Regions from separate parts of the Homo sapiens genome. Here region 2 is linked to region 1. Evidence: chromatin loops called from intact Hi-C (ENCODE). Cell type or tissue: mammary epithelial cell. All regions are shown on one strand.

The links. Peaks named below come from ENCODE experiments on the same cell type or tissue, not always from the same donor. Only the 100,000 strongest peaks of a DNase experiment are listed, where the experiment ranks them.
Region 2: it touches region 1 in a loop (2.9-fold over the local background); 2 of 110 quality-filtered maps call a loop at or near these places.

Annotation. Positions count from the first base shown.
Region 1 is chr19:46,078,664-46,086,663 of GRCh38, reverse strand. It overlaps a transcript of IGFL2 not described here. Among named protein-coding and RNA genes, the nearest start is that of IGFL4, 42 kb to the right of the region's middle. In mammary epithelial cell, CTCF peaks have their summits at 4,256 (motif pointing left) and 7,919 (motif pointing left); DNase peaks (open chromatin) are centred at 3,813, 4,213, 5,863 and 7,923; H3K27ac peaks cover 446 bases.
Region 2 is chr19:46,368,643-46,376,642 of GRCh38, reverse strand. PPP5C (protein phosphatase 5 catalytic subunit) reads right to left here. Exons shown (of 13, transcript NM_006247.4): 3 at 892-1,039; 4 at 69-190. Among named protein-coding and RNA genes, the nearest start is that of PPP5C, 26 kb to the right of the region's middle. In mammary epithelial cell, CTCF peaks have their summits at 2,372 (motif pointing left) and 3,601 (motif pointing left); DNase peaks (open chromatin) are centred at 2,572 and 6,632; H3K4me3 peaks cover 511 bases; H3K27ac peaks cover 3,017 bases.

The DNA.
Region 1 (8,000 bases):
ATTCACTAGCAACAGATCCCAATCAAAAAGGAATTTATGAGGTCAGGTGTGGTGGCGAATGCCTGTAATCCCAGCACTTTGGGAGGCCGAAGTAGGCAGATCACTTGAGGTCAGGAGCTTGAGATGAGCCTGGCCAACATGGTGGAACCCTGTCTCTACTAAAAATACAAAAATTAGCCAGGCATGGTGGTGCGCACCTGTAATTCCAGGTACTCAGGAGGCTGACATACAAGAATTTCTTGAACACAGGAGAAGGAGATTGGAGTGGACAGTGGAATACCACTGCACTCCAACCTGGGAGACAGAGCGAGACTCCATCTCCAAAAAACAAGAAAAAAAAGGAATTTATGAAATCCCAGAAAAAATTCAATATGTTGTTATTAAAGAAGTGAGTTGTTCTCAATGACATACAATACAAAAAAACCAACAATATTAGAAAAACAATTCGGGCTATGAATGAGAAATTTATCACCAAAGAGATAGGTATCATTAAAGAGAACCAAAGATAAATTCTAGAACTGAAGAATCCATTGAATGAAATAGAAAATACACTCAAAGGCTTCAAAAATAGACCATATCAAGCAGAAGAAAGAATCCCAGAACTTAAAGATGGGTCTTTTGAAGTAACCTAGTCAGACAAAAACAAAGAAAAAATAATTTAAAAGAATGAGTGGAGCCTACATGAAATATGAAGCACTATTAAAGCAATAAAATATTTGAATTGTTGGTGTCCCAGAAGGCAACCAATGTTCCTGTATGGTTTCTTTGTTGTTGCAAAGAACAAAAATGCAAAGGAGAAAAGAAAATCCTTTTCATACAAGCAAATGCTAAGGGACTTCATTACTGCCAGACCTGCCTTACAAGAGTTCCTTAAGGGAGTGTTAAACATGGAAACAAAACGCCATTACCAGCCACCACAAAAACACACTTAAGTATATGGCCCACTGTCACTATAAAGCAACTATACAATCAGGTCTACATAACAACCAGCTAACAACATGATGACAGGATCAAACCCTCACATATCAATATTAAACTTGAATGTAAACAGGCTAAATGCCCCACTTAAAAGACAGAGGAGCATGTTAGATAAAGAAGCAAGACCCAACTGTATACTGTATTCAAGAGACCCATCTCAAATTAAATGGCTCAAAGTAAAGGGATGGAGAAAGATCTATCAAGCAAACAGAGAACAAAAAAGAGCAGGGGTTGCTATTCTTATTCTAGACAAAACAGACTTTAAACCAATAATGATCAAAAAGGAAAAAGAAGGGCATTACATAATGATAGAGGGTCAGATTCAACAAGAAGACTTAACTATATGAAATACACATGCACCCAACACTACAGTCTGGAGTCAAGAGAGACTATTTTGGAGCTTTAAGTTTTTTTGTTTTGTTTTGTTTTCTTTTGGTGTTTTTTGTTTTCCTTTTTTTTTGAGCTGGAGTCTCACTCTGTTGCCCAGGCTGGAGTGCAGTGGCGCAATCTCGGCTCACTGCAGGAGCTTTAAGTTTTAATGACTGCCCTGCTGGGTTTCAAACTTGCATTGGGGCCTGTAGCCCCTTTCTTTTGGTCAACTTCTCCCTTTTGGAGAGCGACCCAATAGCTGTACTCCCATGGTATGTTGGCAGTAAATAACTTGTTTTGATTTTACGGGCTCATAGGTGGAAGGAATTCATGTCCAGATGAGACTTGAGACTTTTGACTGAGTTGATGCCGGAATGAGTAAAGACTTTTCAGGACTGTTGGGAAGGCATGGTTGTATTTTGCAACGTGAAAAGGACACGAGATGTGGAGACAGGGGTGGAATGATATGGTCTGGATCTTTGTATTCCCACCAAATCTCATGTTGAAATGTAATACCCAGTGTTGGAGGGGGCACCAGTGGGAAGTGCTTGTATCATGGGGACATATCCCTCATGAATGGCTTAGTGCCATCCCTTGGTGATAAGTTCTTGTAAGATCTGGTTTTTTAAAAGTGTGTGACACCTCCCACACACACTCTCTCTCTAGCTTCTGCTCCCACTGTGCCTTCTGCCATGATTGTAAGCTTCCTGAGGCCTCCTCAGAAGCAGATGTTGGCACCATGCTTCCTGTACAGCTTGCATAATTGTGAGTCAATGAAAGCTCTTTTTTTATATAAATTATCCAGTCTCAGCTATTTCTTTATGGCAATGTAGGAATGGCCTAACATATTAATATATCTGAAGAGAGAGACAGATGCAGTAATAGTAAAGAGAGAGAGCAATGCAGTAATAGTAGGGGACTTCAACACCCCACTTTCAGCAATGGACAGATCAACCAGACAAAACAAAATCAATAAAGAAACATCAGATTCAAACTATACTCTAGACCAAATGAACTTAATAGATTTATACAAAACAGTTCATCCAACAGCTGCAGAATACACATTCTTCTCAACTGCACATGAGCATTCTCCAGGATATATCATATGTATGCCACAAAACAAGTCTTAACAAATTTAAGAAGACTGAAATCATATCAAGTATCTTTTCTAACTCAATGGTATAATACTAGAAATCCGTAACAGGAGGAACTTCAGAAACAGTACAAAGACATGGGAATTAAACAACATGTTCCTGACCAATCATTGGGTCAGTGAAGAAATTAAAAGGGAAATTTAAAAATTTCTTGAGACAAACAAAATGGAAACACAACATACCAAAATCTGTAGGAAAAAGCAAAAGCAGGTCTAAGAGGGAAGTTTATAGCAGTAAATGCCCACCATTGCACAAAACTGGTAGCACCAGAATACCCTTACATAATTGACTATTCCCAAACAACCGAGGATCAGAGGACTTTGTTCCAGGGCCTACCCCAGAAGCCAAGTCAACCACTGTCAATGCGCAAAATCTCTAATCACTACCTCTTCCAACTTACTCTCCTCTCAACTTTCTGTGGCTAAGGTCCTTCCCTTTCTCTCCTCCCACTCTTTGTGACTCTTCTGTCCTCTCTGTCACTGTCTCTTTCTGTCTCCTTGTCTCTCTCTCCTTTCAGTCTATACATATGGCTGAAAATAATAATTCAAATAATAAAGTAATATATTTTCTTGAAAAATGTTGTGTATGTTCAGAAATAGAGATTATACAGCCATGGTTGGTATTCTCTCATCGCACCTCCTCTCCTCCCCAAAGTAACTGTGTTTACAACATAGTGTCTGAATTTTTCTATATTCTACACATTTGCATACATATTAATATAAATGTACACACGTACCACACTTTAGTCTTTATGGGATAATGTTATACACACCCCTTTAAATCCCTAAGAGCACATATCCATTTCTTACAGCTGCCTAGATTTCCATTTTGTGAATAAGTTTCAGTAATTTATTTCATTAGTCTTCTGTTGAAAACGATTTAAGTTGTTCCCAACTTTTCACCATTGCTCTAAAATATCACAAAAAAATAGTCTTATACGTATGTCTTTGTGCACTGCATCCAGTCAGTAACAGCCCTGGAAGTAGAAATTCTAAAGCAAATTGTTTATGATGCACTCAGTTATATGTTAAGGAAAAACTAATTGAAAACTAAAACAATAAACAAATTATCTTATGTAACAAGAATTATGAGCTACCGTGCGTCCAGGGTTTCAGTTCTAGGAATTTAAACACATAGGACAGTTGCCAATAAAATGCACTGAATCCAAATGCCCCAAAAGAGAAAATGTCATGTTTATCGGAGGTTTTCTTTCTGGAGATGTCACCCATGGTTATGTAATTGTGCAAGTCCTTCTTAGCCATCCCACACCCAGGGGAAAATTACCACCTACTAAGAGGACAAAAGAGATTCCTATGCAGTTTGTCAAGGAGAGCTACCCATATGACTAACTGACTACATCAGAGAGTTACATCTATAGGCTCATCAGCTGTCCCACATTTTGTCAAAATAACGTTCCTATCAAAAATGAAGACACGACTTCAGCCCAGAAGATCAAGGCTGCAGTGAGCCATGACTGCACCACTGCGCTCCAGCTGCGTGACAGAGTGGAGTGTCTTCAAAAAAAAAAAAAAATGGAGACACAGTTAACAGTTCAGGGAGCCAGAAGTCCCTGCTTCTACCCTCTCTCTTACAGGGCGGCTTGATCCCACTTATCTTGGTTGTGTACAATATGCCTGTCTGTATCAGCTCCGCATTTCTCCTCAATGTGTCTTCCCTCTCTTCAGTGGCACACAAGCAAGTTCAGAGGTTTAGTATGCACTGAACTAGGAAACCAGCCAAGTTTACCTCCACCCTGTGGGGATCAAGAGAATTACAGTCTCTCTAAAGAGAAACACCTTGCCCCAAAAGGCTACCCTCTTTTGCCTTCCAGTTCTCCCCTTATACTTGTAGACAGTTAAACTTCTCTCCCACCTAGGAACCCAGGAGAGTTTAACTGTCTTAATAATGATAGTAGTAATAGTAAATACATCTTCATGGACCCAGGTATGGGGAAACAGAAAAGGAAAGTAACAGTAATTTGAACTGAAGAGAAGATGGTGTGAAAACTAGACTCCTGAAAGCATGACTGGCCTGCTAACCAAGGACATGAATAGTACTAACAAGGAATTTCCTCATTAAAGAGTGAAAGAATGAAACAGCCAATGTAGAAGTGTATACTCTGCTAAAATAGCCTTCAAAATGAAAGTGAGGATTCTCCCATTTCTAGCCATGATGGTGTTAACTGAAACTAGACTAGCTCTCTTGACATTAACAACTATAAAACTGCACACAGAATAAAGTATATGAAGCCACTGTGTTTAGGTACCAGACAACAGGTAGCACAAGACTGCAATTCCACAAGGGATGGACATTTACAGGGTGAGCCCTTAGATAAACAAGTTGTCAAAGAACAATTTCCCAAGTGCAATGCAGATAGCTGGGATCTGAGCACAGGACAGCAGTTCTGCAGCACTGAGGGCATTCAGGGCAGCTGGTGAGCCTGGAGTCTCTGAGGTATGGTATCAAAGAAGAACTGTGCAGAGGTAAGCACCACATGTCCTTGTGGAGTCTTCCCCAAATTCCTGGCTGAGGGCTAGGCTGCATATACACAGACAAGACTATCTGTCTGATAAGACAAGGCTTATCAGACAGGTAAGGCTTAAGGAAGAACTATCCTAGAATAGAGGAGAGTAAGGAAACACAATAACGAATTGCAACACTGAATTCTGGATTGCATCCTAGACCAGAAAGCGGACACGAGTGGGACAACTGATGAAACTCAAATAAGGTCTGCAGATCAGTTAATAGTATTATGTCAGTATTAGTTTTCTGGTTTCAATAATTTTATTAAGGCTATGCAACATTAGAGGAAGCTGAGTGAAAAAGACAAATTCACCATACTGTTTTTGCAACTTCTTTGTAAGTCTAAAATTATTTTAAAGTAATAAGTTAGACAATATTTTAAATGTTACATATAAAAACGCAATCACGATAATGAACACTTCCTAAAGATGCAATCAGGGTGCCTTCACATGCTCCCTCACACCTGAAATAAGCGTTATGTATCTAAGGCTCCCCTGACCTTTGGTGTGGCCTGGTTTAGCCAGTCCAAACCAGATGCAGATAGTTGTGTGGGAAGCCTGGCGACACAGACAGTTGCACTATCACCCACAAGATAACTGGCCAATTGTGGGCTGGGTTTAAAAGGTGGGCTGATGATCCCCAGTGCGTGATGAGCATGGCAGTAAAAGCACAGGGAGATCAGGTTCCCGTCCATCAATGGGAAGCCTGCGCTACAGTGTCCACCTGGACAGGAAGTGATGGACACAGTCCTGAAAGCACAGCAGGCACTGCTCCCACTCACCAATGGGCAGCCTGCCCGGAGAGTCAGCCCTGGACATCAAGGCTGGAATTCCCTTTCTGGCTCAGCAAAATTACCACAGACCAAACCACAGACACCACAGAACTCCTTTTCCTAGTCAACACTGTCTGACTCTTTCCTGACAGAAGTCTGAAACCAAGACCACCAACAGGGACAGGGCCACACATCTCAACACTGACACCACACCCCCTTGACACTCACAATGCTTAAGTCCTGAATCAGAAGATCTCAACCTCTTTTTGGAAAGTTATTTCTTTAACTCATGATTTACACAGATACAAAGACTTGGTCAGAAGGACCAAAATACTTTCTGAAATTAGAAACAAAATTATTATAACATTCAAATAGAATCATTCCCATGAACAAGCCATGACTCACAGAATTTAATTACTAAGTAGCTGTCGTTTTCACACCTCTTTCCTTTTAAATTTATTCTTTTTTTTATTTTAAAAAATAAATAGAGATGGGATCTCCCTAAGTTGACTCGCTATGTTGATGAGAATGGTCTCAAACTCCTGGCCTCAAGTGATTCTCCCATCTTGGCCTCCCAAAGTGCTGGAATTACAGGCAGGAGCCACGGCTCGCAGCTTAAATGTATTCTGCAGTGCTAGTTCTTCCCCTGCCCCAGGATAAAAGTTAGGTCAAATCCCATTAATTTTTTGGTCATTTTATTTAATAAATATCTGCCCGTGACTCATTTAAAATGGCTTTAAGTATGTAAAAGTGAAAACGACAATCTTTATTTAAACTTACATTTTCACTGTCTCTTCCAGCTCTGACCTGCAGTCAGGTGGTAGCCTGAACTCGAGGAAGGGATGTGGCCCTCTGACGCACGTTTTCCAACTTATCACGGTTAAGAATCTTCCTCCATTTGCTGACTTAGTTTCTGAATCTACTGTGTTTAGGGCTCAAGGAGAGACGCCAGGGAGCAATAGGGTTCTTCCTTGATGGGCAGCATTGTAGTGATCTAAAATTGACACTGTTCTGAGTTTGCAAATACTTGAAACTGACTCTTTCCTTGAGGGAAGGCTTTTTTGGCTTCTATGCAGAAATCTGTCATCTGAGCTTCCTTTGATGAGGGCAATTTCATCTGGAGTCGCTTTGGATATTTACAACCCTCATCCACCATGAAAAGTTTCTGACTCAAATCCAGGCTGCAATCGAGCTGGCAGAAGTGGTGCAGACTATGATGTAGCTAAAGCAGATGAGTACCTGCCATTCAGGTACAGGCGACGTACAGGCGTTTCCAAAGCGCCTGAGGCCTGGAAACTCGGGTGGCTGGCTGGGGGATCATGGCCAGGGGCAAAGAACTTCTGAGCCCGTGTGACTTGGGTCTCATTCGGGCTATAGGGGTGCAAACAGGCTCCAATCCGCGAGGAGGATGCACTAAAGTGACCCGCTTAGGCTGCAAAACCAGGTGCACCATGGTACGCACGACTCGCTGAGCTCCATTTTCTAGGCGGGGAACTCTTGAGGCCTGACGCCCACGAGGGGAGCGGCAGCGACTTGACGCACCTCCTGGGCAGCCAAAACAAACCATTGCAGAGGATTCTTGTCCCACCCAACGAGCAGCCCCAGCCATGAACTCTGCAGCATCCCAATTGTCCAGAACGCCCGAAACTGGCAATGACTACTGACACCAAGGCAGTTACTGCGACGAAAACATGGCGGCCAAAGCCGCCTCACCCATCGCCTGCGCGATGTCTACTGACGACGCCTGCGCGATGTCTACTGACGACGCCTGCGCGATGTCTACTGACGACGCCTGCGCGATGTCTACTGACGACGCCTGCGCGATGTCTACTGACGACGCCTGCGCGATGTCTACTGACGACGCCTGCGCGATGTCTACTGACGACGCCTGCGCGATGTCTACTGACGACGCCTGCGCGATGTCTACTGACGACGCCTGCGCGATGTCTACTGACGACGCCTGCGCGATGTCTACTGACGACGCCTGCGCGATGTCTACTGACGACGCCTGCGCGATGTCTACTGACGACGCCTGCGCGATGTCTACTGACGACGCCTGCGCACTGCAAGGTGGGCGCCGCTCTCCATTTTCTGAGCAGTCTCCTACTGCCATCTAGTGTTGACTACTGGGATATCGGCTCAAATACCCCCAGAGAGAGTGCGTCACAGGCCTTTTGACGGACTGTGGTGAATTGATACATAGC
Region 2 (8,000 bases), 290 kb before region 1:
CCGCGGCTGGCAGTGCTGTGATGCCATCCCAGGGTTCCCGGGTGCCCAGTACCTGACAGATGCATTACCTGGTAGGCACATTTCCGGTGCAGTTTCTTCTGGTCCTTGTACCACTGCATGAGCTCCTTCATGAAACTGATTGTCACTTTGCCGTCTTCAAGCTTGGGTCCGCTGTACTCATCCTCAATGGCTAGGGTGTGAACAACGGGACACGAGAGTCAGTGACCACAGCCACTATGAGGGAGAAGGGGGTCTCGCTCCCAGGGATGGGGAAAACTTGGGTGTGGACACACAGGTCGAGAGCGGGACAGAGTGAGTGAAGAGTCCCCTCCTGGGTCAGGTCTGGCCCAGAGGCCTCTTCCTGACCTCCCTGTCTTCCTTCACCCACCCCCCTTTACTCTATTCAGTTTTATGGCACTTAGCACTATTCATTTCATGACTTATTCATCATCTTATCTCCCTCCTAGAATATCGGCTCCATGTGGACAGGAAGGGTTTTGTTCATAGCTGTACCCCTAGTGCCTAGGACAGTGCCGGGCACATAGGAGATGCTCAATAATCATCTGTGGGATGATCCACAACAATCCCTTGGATCTTCTCAGCACCTAGAGGTGAATCAGACACAGCCTGTGGGGACTGTGCTACTACCCGGAGGAAGGGCCCGTGAAATGGCAGGGGGACCATGGCTCTCCAATCTCGCTCACTGGGAAGCGTGAGGCCCAGCTTTGGGCTGTGGATGGAGCGCCCTGGAACACAGGCAGAGGAGCGACAGACACCAGCCTGGGGACAGAACAAGGGGCCACCCCTGAGCCCAACCCCACCCCCAGGGAATGGAGAAGGCCCGTGTGGAATGTTCTGGGCTGGAGCGTGGAGCATCCAGGCCTGACTCACTCATGCTCTCGATGTCCAGCGAGTCCACCACGGAGCGCTTGTGCTCGTCGCCCGCGATGGCCCGCTCAAAGGCCTTCTGCTTCACGATCTTGTTGCACTCCTGGTATTTCATTTTGGCATCCTTGTCATGGGGCTTCACCTTGACCACCTGGGTGGGAGGGAAGGGGCGTGCACACTGAGGCTGAGGTGGGGGCACAGCGGTTGCCCCCAGGCTGCCCAGCCCTGGGTTCCATGAAAGTGGAAGTCAGACCGCCTGGGCGCCAGGTGCTGATGGTGCAACCCTAGACGTATTTAACTGCCGAGCCTTGGTTTCTGCACCCCAAAACTGGGCACAGCAAAGCTGCCCGCATGGGTGCACTTCATCAATCTTAGCTATGAGCGCGCTAAAATCAAACAACTGCCTGTCTGAGGACTGCGGGCTCAGCTTCAGGTGCCCTGTGAGAATCCCTGTGGGGTGAGCAGCATCCCAAGCACAGGTCCTGATGCTACTATCGTGACTACCAAGGTGGCGGAGCATGAGAGGAAGGGCCCGGCTGGGTCTACGGTCACAGAACAGCCCAGACTCACACAAAGGGCCAATGACTTGCTGGACGACATGGACTCCCCAAGCCCAGGTTACCTAATCTCTAACAGGGAGGTGACACAGGGCTCCCCTGCCAGGGCTGTGGGAAGGAATAAGTAACACAGGGGGCCCGGCATGCAGCAGGGGCAGGTGGGCAGCAGCACCGAGTGCTGTTACTTCCCTCCCTCACACTCTGGGGAGGCCCAGGACAAAAGATTTCCCTGTTTTGTCCACTGAAGAGAGGAACTGAGGGTCACAGATCCCTGAGACCGGGTTCAAATCCCAGCTCTGCAAGTCATGAGCTGGGTGACCTCAGGCAGGTGAGTCTGCCTCTCTGTGGCTCAGTTTCTCTCTGAGGTGGGACTGAGAACCATATATATCTCCCTCAAGAGGGCCACTGGGAGAGCTGCATGGGTGAATGCTTGTGAACCCTGCACAGTGGTGCCAGGTGAAAGGAAACTCCACGTGGGCGCCCACTGCTCTTCACGGTCCCCCTTCTGGGGCTGCTGCGCTGATGACCAGATCATACACAATAGGCATGGGGCGTTCAGCTTTGGGACATAGCAAGTTCCCAGTGAAAGGAGCCCTATCCCCGCAACCTTATTTACCCCGATTCCTGCAAACTCTGATCTTCTAACCTGAAAAGCAGACTGGATTTGGGGGCTGGATTCAGATCCTGGCTCTGCTACTTACTTGCCATGTGACTTTGGGCAAGTGACTTCACCTGTTTAGTCACGTAGACCCCCGTCTGACCTGCCCACCATCCTTAGCCTCCCCAGGAGCAGACCCCCGTATCTCCTGTGCCAGAGGACAGACTGGGAGGTCCCAGGGCCGGCCCTCAAGGAGCAGGGGTGGCCTCTGGTGGAAAGCCTGGCAGCGTGACTCAGAAACCTCCACAGAGACACCCACTGACCCCTGCAGGTTGGTGTGACAGAAGCAGGGGGTGAGGCTCATCCATGCTGGAAACAGGTGTGTGCGCCAAGCGGGGTGAGAAGAGCCCAGGCCCAGCAGGCCACGGCCTCCTCCCTGTCTGGGCAGGCCTAGGGCACCCTGCCAGGCAGCTCCACCTGGGCTGTGGGTGGGTGTAAGGCAGGGGAGGAAGACAGTGCCAGGCAGCCCCTGGCATCCTTCCCAATGAGGAGTGGTTATGTGCCCACACCCGGCTGGCATCCAAACCAGCATGTGGCCTGGCCCATGCGGCTCCTCCCACCCCTCTATACCTCCCAGCCAGACCACTCATGTCCCCGGCATGCTGGCTCCAGGCCTTTATGCAGGCTGCCTCTGCCCAGAGCACCTCATTTGCACCTCCAGCTCCTCCTCCAGGTCTCAGCCCCACTGATCCCTCCTCTAGGAAGCCCCAGAGGCTGGGTCAGGCACCCCCTCTGGGCTCCCAAAGGCCCCTGGGCTCCCTTGTTCCAGCCGTGAGCCCTGCTGGTTCGGAACCGGTCTGTCCACCCCGCTGGAAGGTGGCCCTGTGAGGGCAGGGCTGAGGCTCAGCCATAGCTGTGCGTGCAGCAGTCAATGAATTTCCCTTCCCCCCTTTCTCCAAAGAAATGAATGAGTGACTGAGCATTTCCTCCCCGCCAGTCTCCTGTTCTCCAGGGGTGGGCGGGCTGGGAAGGCAGATGAAGGCAAACAATGACAGCGCAGGGAGGAGAAAGGGAGTGGGAATACCAACAGTGGCAGCGGCAACAATAATAATACACAGCTCACTTCTAGAGCACTTACTATGTGCCTAATATTGTGTAAGCAATTCACTTGCTCATTTATCCTCCATGCACCTCTACATGGCAGTGTTTTCACAATCCTCATCTGACAGACAAGAAAACCAAGGCCCGGGGAGGTGAAGTCACCCACCCAGGAAGCCAGGATTCCCTTCTCTCCCAGGCGAAACTGCGCCAAAGCCCAGGCTCCTGATTTCCGCTATGCACGCTGGGATGGGCTCCCCTTCCACCACCTCCCCTCCCTGCCTGGGCCTCTCGTCCCTGGGGCACACTGCATGCCCTCCAGGGAGGCAGCGTGGGGCAGTGGTTATGAGCCTGGGCTCTGGGACTAGGCCTCCTGGGTCTGAATCCAGGCCTGCCAGGACAGGCGGCCTCACATCTCAAGCCTCCCTCAGTTTCTAGAAAGTAGGGGTGGTGCCAGCACCCCCTGGAGGATTGTCGTGAGAACTTAATGCCAGGCAGCAGCAGGCAAGTGCTCATCCCAAGGCCTGCTGCTACTGTAGCTGCTGCGACACGCAAGGTCTAGCTGGGACAGTGAAGATGCCCTGCTGGGCTCCTGCTCCTGAGGAAGGTCATTCAGTCCAGACCAGAAGGGACTCAGCTCCTGAAGGCCCACCGGGTCAGAACTTCACACTGAACTTTTTTTTTAAAGTGGCAGTTGGATTGTATCAAGGTCAGTATTCTGACTGTGATATTTATGTAGTTATGCCAGATATACCTTTAGGGAAAACTGGGATTTCTGCATTACTTCTTACAACTGCAGGTGAATCCACAGTGCTAAGTAAACAAGTTGTTTCTAAAAGCATTATCTTCGTCAGCGAGTACTCATGGGTAATGATGTCTGGAGCTGGTGAAATGGTAACACAGGTTCACAATCCCCGAAGAAGCCCTGGGGGCTGCGTGTATTTGGGGATTGGGAATTTTTTGGATTTTAGTAAGGTGATTTGGTAGATGGCCGGGTGTGGTGGCTCACACCTATAATCCCACCACTGTGGGAGGCTGAGGTGGGAGGATCACTTGAGCTCAGGAGTTCAAGACCAGCCTGGACAACATAGTGAGTCCCTATCTCTAGAAAAAAATAACAACAACAACAAAAAGCTAGCCAGGTATGGTGGTGCATGCCTGTAGTCCCAGCTACTTTGGGGGGCTGAGGTGGGAGGATTGCTTGAGCCCAGGTAAGGCTGCAGTGAGTCATGATTGTGCCATCACACTCCAGCCTGGGTAACACAGTGAGATTCTGTCTCAAAAAAAAACCAAAACAAAACAATACAAAAAAACCCACATGATTTTGTGTACATGCTCTATCATAGGACACCCCCAGCAGGTCCAAGGCAGTACCTAGTAATCACAAGCACATACACGGCCATTTCTGCAGCAAAACCTCCAGACATGCCACTGGAGAGTAATCAAGACCATCAGCAGCTTCTTAGTAGTTCAGGTCAGGTTTTGCCACTGAACGAGCTGCCCAAACTTACCAGAACAACTGTTCTTCAGAACTGCTTGGGTTTTAAAACTAAGGGTGAGGGATTATAGAGCAGCATCAAGATCCCACATGGAGTGGACCCACAGTACAAGGTGTAACAGGGCATTCTGAATATCTCCAACATGCAGACAATGAGCAGCAGCCCAGAAGGGAGCCGTGCCTGCCTGAGGCATGCAGGCAGCTGGGGGAAGTCAGGTTTCCAGGGCAGGAAATGCCGCTGCTAGTGACAGCCTGAAGCCTGACATAAGGGTTTTTACCCTAGTGGGTTAGTTTCTGGTGAATGAGTTTGGCAAGTCATACCCAGCATTCTCTGTATAATAAGTCAGAGAGACCACCAAGGTGCACTGCCTGAGCTAAGGGTGAGTGCTGTGCCGAGAAACTCGGACCCGCTGCGCCTGCCCTGCTTATGGCCTGACTCTGGGACAAAGCTGCCACCTCCTGGCTGTGCAACCTCAGTGGAGTGAGCTACCCTCTGGGCCTTGGTTTCCTCACCTATAAACCAGGGACAAAGAGAGTCTCCACTGCGCAGGGTAGCCGTGAAGATGAAATGAGTTATATTACTGCATGAAGGTCACACCCTGGGCCCTGGCGAGCGCTGGATGAAATAGTGGTTGTGACTATTCCTGTTACTTTCACAGATCCATGCTGTAGGTGTACAGGCACTAGTATCCGCTTGCAAGGCAACACGCATTTCTAACTGACTGTGCTGGACTCTGATGTAAGGAACCCAAAGCCACAGAACAAAAATCAGGAGATCCCAGGAAGGGCCAGGGAGCACAGAGGGAGTCCCCCAGATCCGGCCTAGGTTTGCACCCAAGTTCCAAGCATAGACAGGAAAGAACATAGGTGGTGTCTTCCGGAAAAGGACCCCGTGAGGGACATCCATCATGAGAGTCAGGGTTCTCCAGAGAGACAGAACTAATGAGAGAGACACACACACACAGGCTGGACGTGGTGGCTCACGCCTGTAATCCCAGCACTTTGGGAGGCCGAGGTGGGCGGATCATGAGGTCAGGAGATCAAGACCATCCTGGCTAACATAGTGAAACCCCATCTCTACTAAAAATATAAAAAATTAGCTGGACGCAGTGGCGGGCACCTGTAGTCCCAGGTACTAGAGAGGCTGAAGCAGGAGAATGGTATGAACCCGGGAGGCGGAGCTTGCAGTGAGCCGAGATCCCGCCACTGCACTCCAGCATGGGCGACAGAGCAAGACCCATCTCAAAAAAAAAAGAGAGAGACATACACACAGTCATGAGCTGTATAATGATGTTTAGTCAGCAGTGGCCCACATATACAAGTGTGGTCCCAGAAGATAAACACACTGAAATAGTCCTATTGCCTGGTGACAGCACAGCCATGGGAATGTCTCAGCACAACGCCATTACTCACACAAATCCATGACGAAAAAAGAAGCCAAGCGAACCACCATGGACATTTTTCTGAAAAGAACCACACCTTCTCAAGGGCCTCACGCAGGTCCTTCAGGGGTATCCAGAAGGCACTGTCACCCTAGATGACAGCTCCATGCGTGTGACAGCCCCAGAGGACCTTCCAGTGGGACACGGTGTGGAGGTGGGAGACAGTGATACTGATCTCCTGACCCTGCGTAGGCCTAGGCTAATGTCTGCGTTTGTGTCTTCGTTTTTAACAAAAAAGTTTAAAAAGCAAAAGAAATATTTTTTCAACAGAAAAAAGCTTACAGAATAAGGATATAAAGAAAATATTTTTGTACAGGTGTATATGTGTGTTTTAAGCTAAGTGTTATTACAACAAAGTGAGAAAGTTTTAAAAAATTAAAAAGTTTATAAAGTAAGTTACAGTAAGCTAAGGTTAATTTATTATTGAAGAACCAAAAACTTTTAAAAATAAATTTAATATAATCTAGTGTACAGTGTTTATGAAGCCTACAGACATACACATTACTGTCCTAGCCTTACATTCACTCACCACTCACGCACTGACTCACCCAGTGAAACTTCCAGTCCTGCAAGCTCTATTCATGGTAAGTGCCCTAAACAGGTGTACTAGATTTTATCTTTTTTTTTTTTTTTTTCCAGACGGAGTCTCGCTCTGCTGCCCAGGCTGGAGTGCAATGGCTTGATCTCGGCTCACTGTAACCTCCGCCTCCCGGGTTCAAGCAATTCTCCTGCCTCAGCCTCCCGAGTAGCTGGGATTACAGGAGCATGCCACCACGCCTGGCTAATTTTTGTATTTTTAGTAGAGATGGGGTTTCACCATCTTGGCCAGGCTGGTCCTGAACTCCTGACCTCGTGATCTGCCCGCCTCAGACTCCTAAAGTGCTGGGATTACAGGCGTGAGCCACCATGCCTGGCCTTTTTTTTTTTTTTGAGACAGAGTCTCGCCCTGTCACCCAGGCTGGGGTGCAGTGGCGCAATGTCCGCTCACTGCAAGCTCTGCCTCCCGGGTTCACGCCATTCTCCTGCCTCAGCCCCCAGAGTGGCTAGGACTACAGGCACCTGCCACCACGCCCGGCTAATTTTTTGTATATTTAGTAGAGACGGTGTTTCACCGTGTTGGCCAGGATGGTCTTGATCTCCTGACCTCGTGATCCACCCGCCTCGGCCTCCCAAAGTGCTGGGATTACAGGTGTAAGCCATGACTTTACCATCCCTTTTCTACGTTCAGATGCATAAATACTTACTGTTTTGCTACAGTTGCCACAGCATTCACTAAAGTAACATGCTGTACAGGCGTGTAGCCTAGGAGCACTCGGCCATGCCACATAACCTAGGTGTGTATGCAGTAAGCTGTAACATCGAGGTTTGTGTAAGCACACTCTATGATGCTCACACAATGAAATCACCTAACAACACACTTCTCAAAAACTACCCCTTGTTAAGCAATGCATGACTATACCTATGCATGTGGATATATATGAGAGGGTGTTTATTAGGAGAATTGCCTCACTCCACACTGTCTTACCAATAAGTACAGAGTAGCTGCTTCATGCTCACTAGGTCCAATTAGTAAAATGCCATCAGTGTCGTGGACCAGTGTGATAGCTTGCAGAAGGGAAGGGTGATCAAGATCCCCATGAAGGAATACTACTTTACCCGTAAACAAGAGCAAAATAATGTCTTTTGTAGACTTGGATGGAGTTGGAGGCCATTATTCTAAGTGAAATAACTCACTAATGGAAAATAAAACACTCTATGTTCTCACTTGTAAGTGGAAGCTAAGCTATGGGTATGCAAGGCATACAGAGTGGTATAATGGAAACTGGAGACCTAGAAGGGGGAGAGTGGGAGGGGTGAGGGGTAAAATCTATGTACTGGGTGCACTGTACAGTACTCGGGTGACGGGTACACTAAGATCT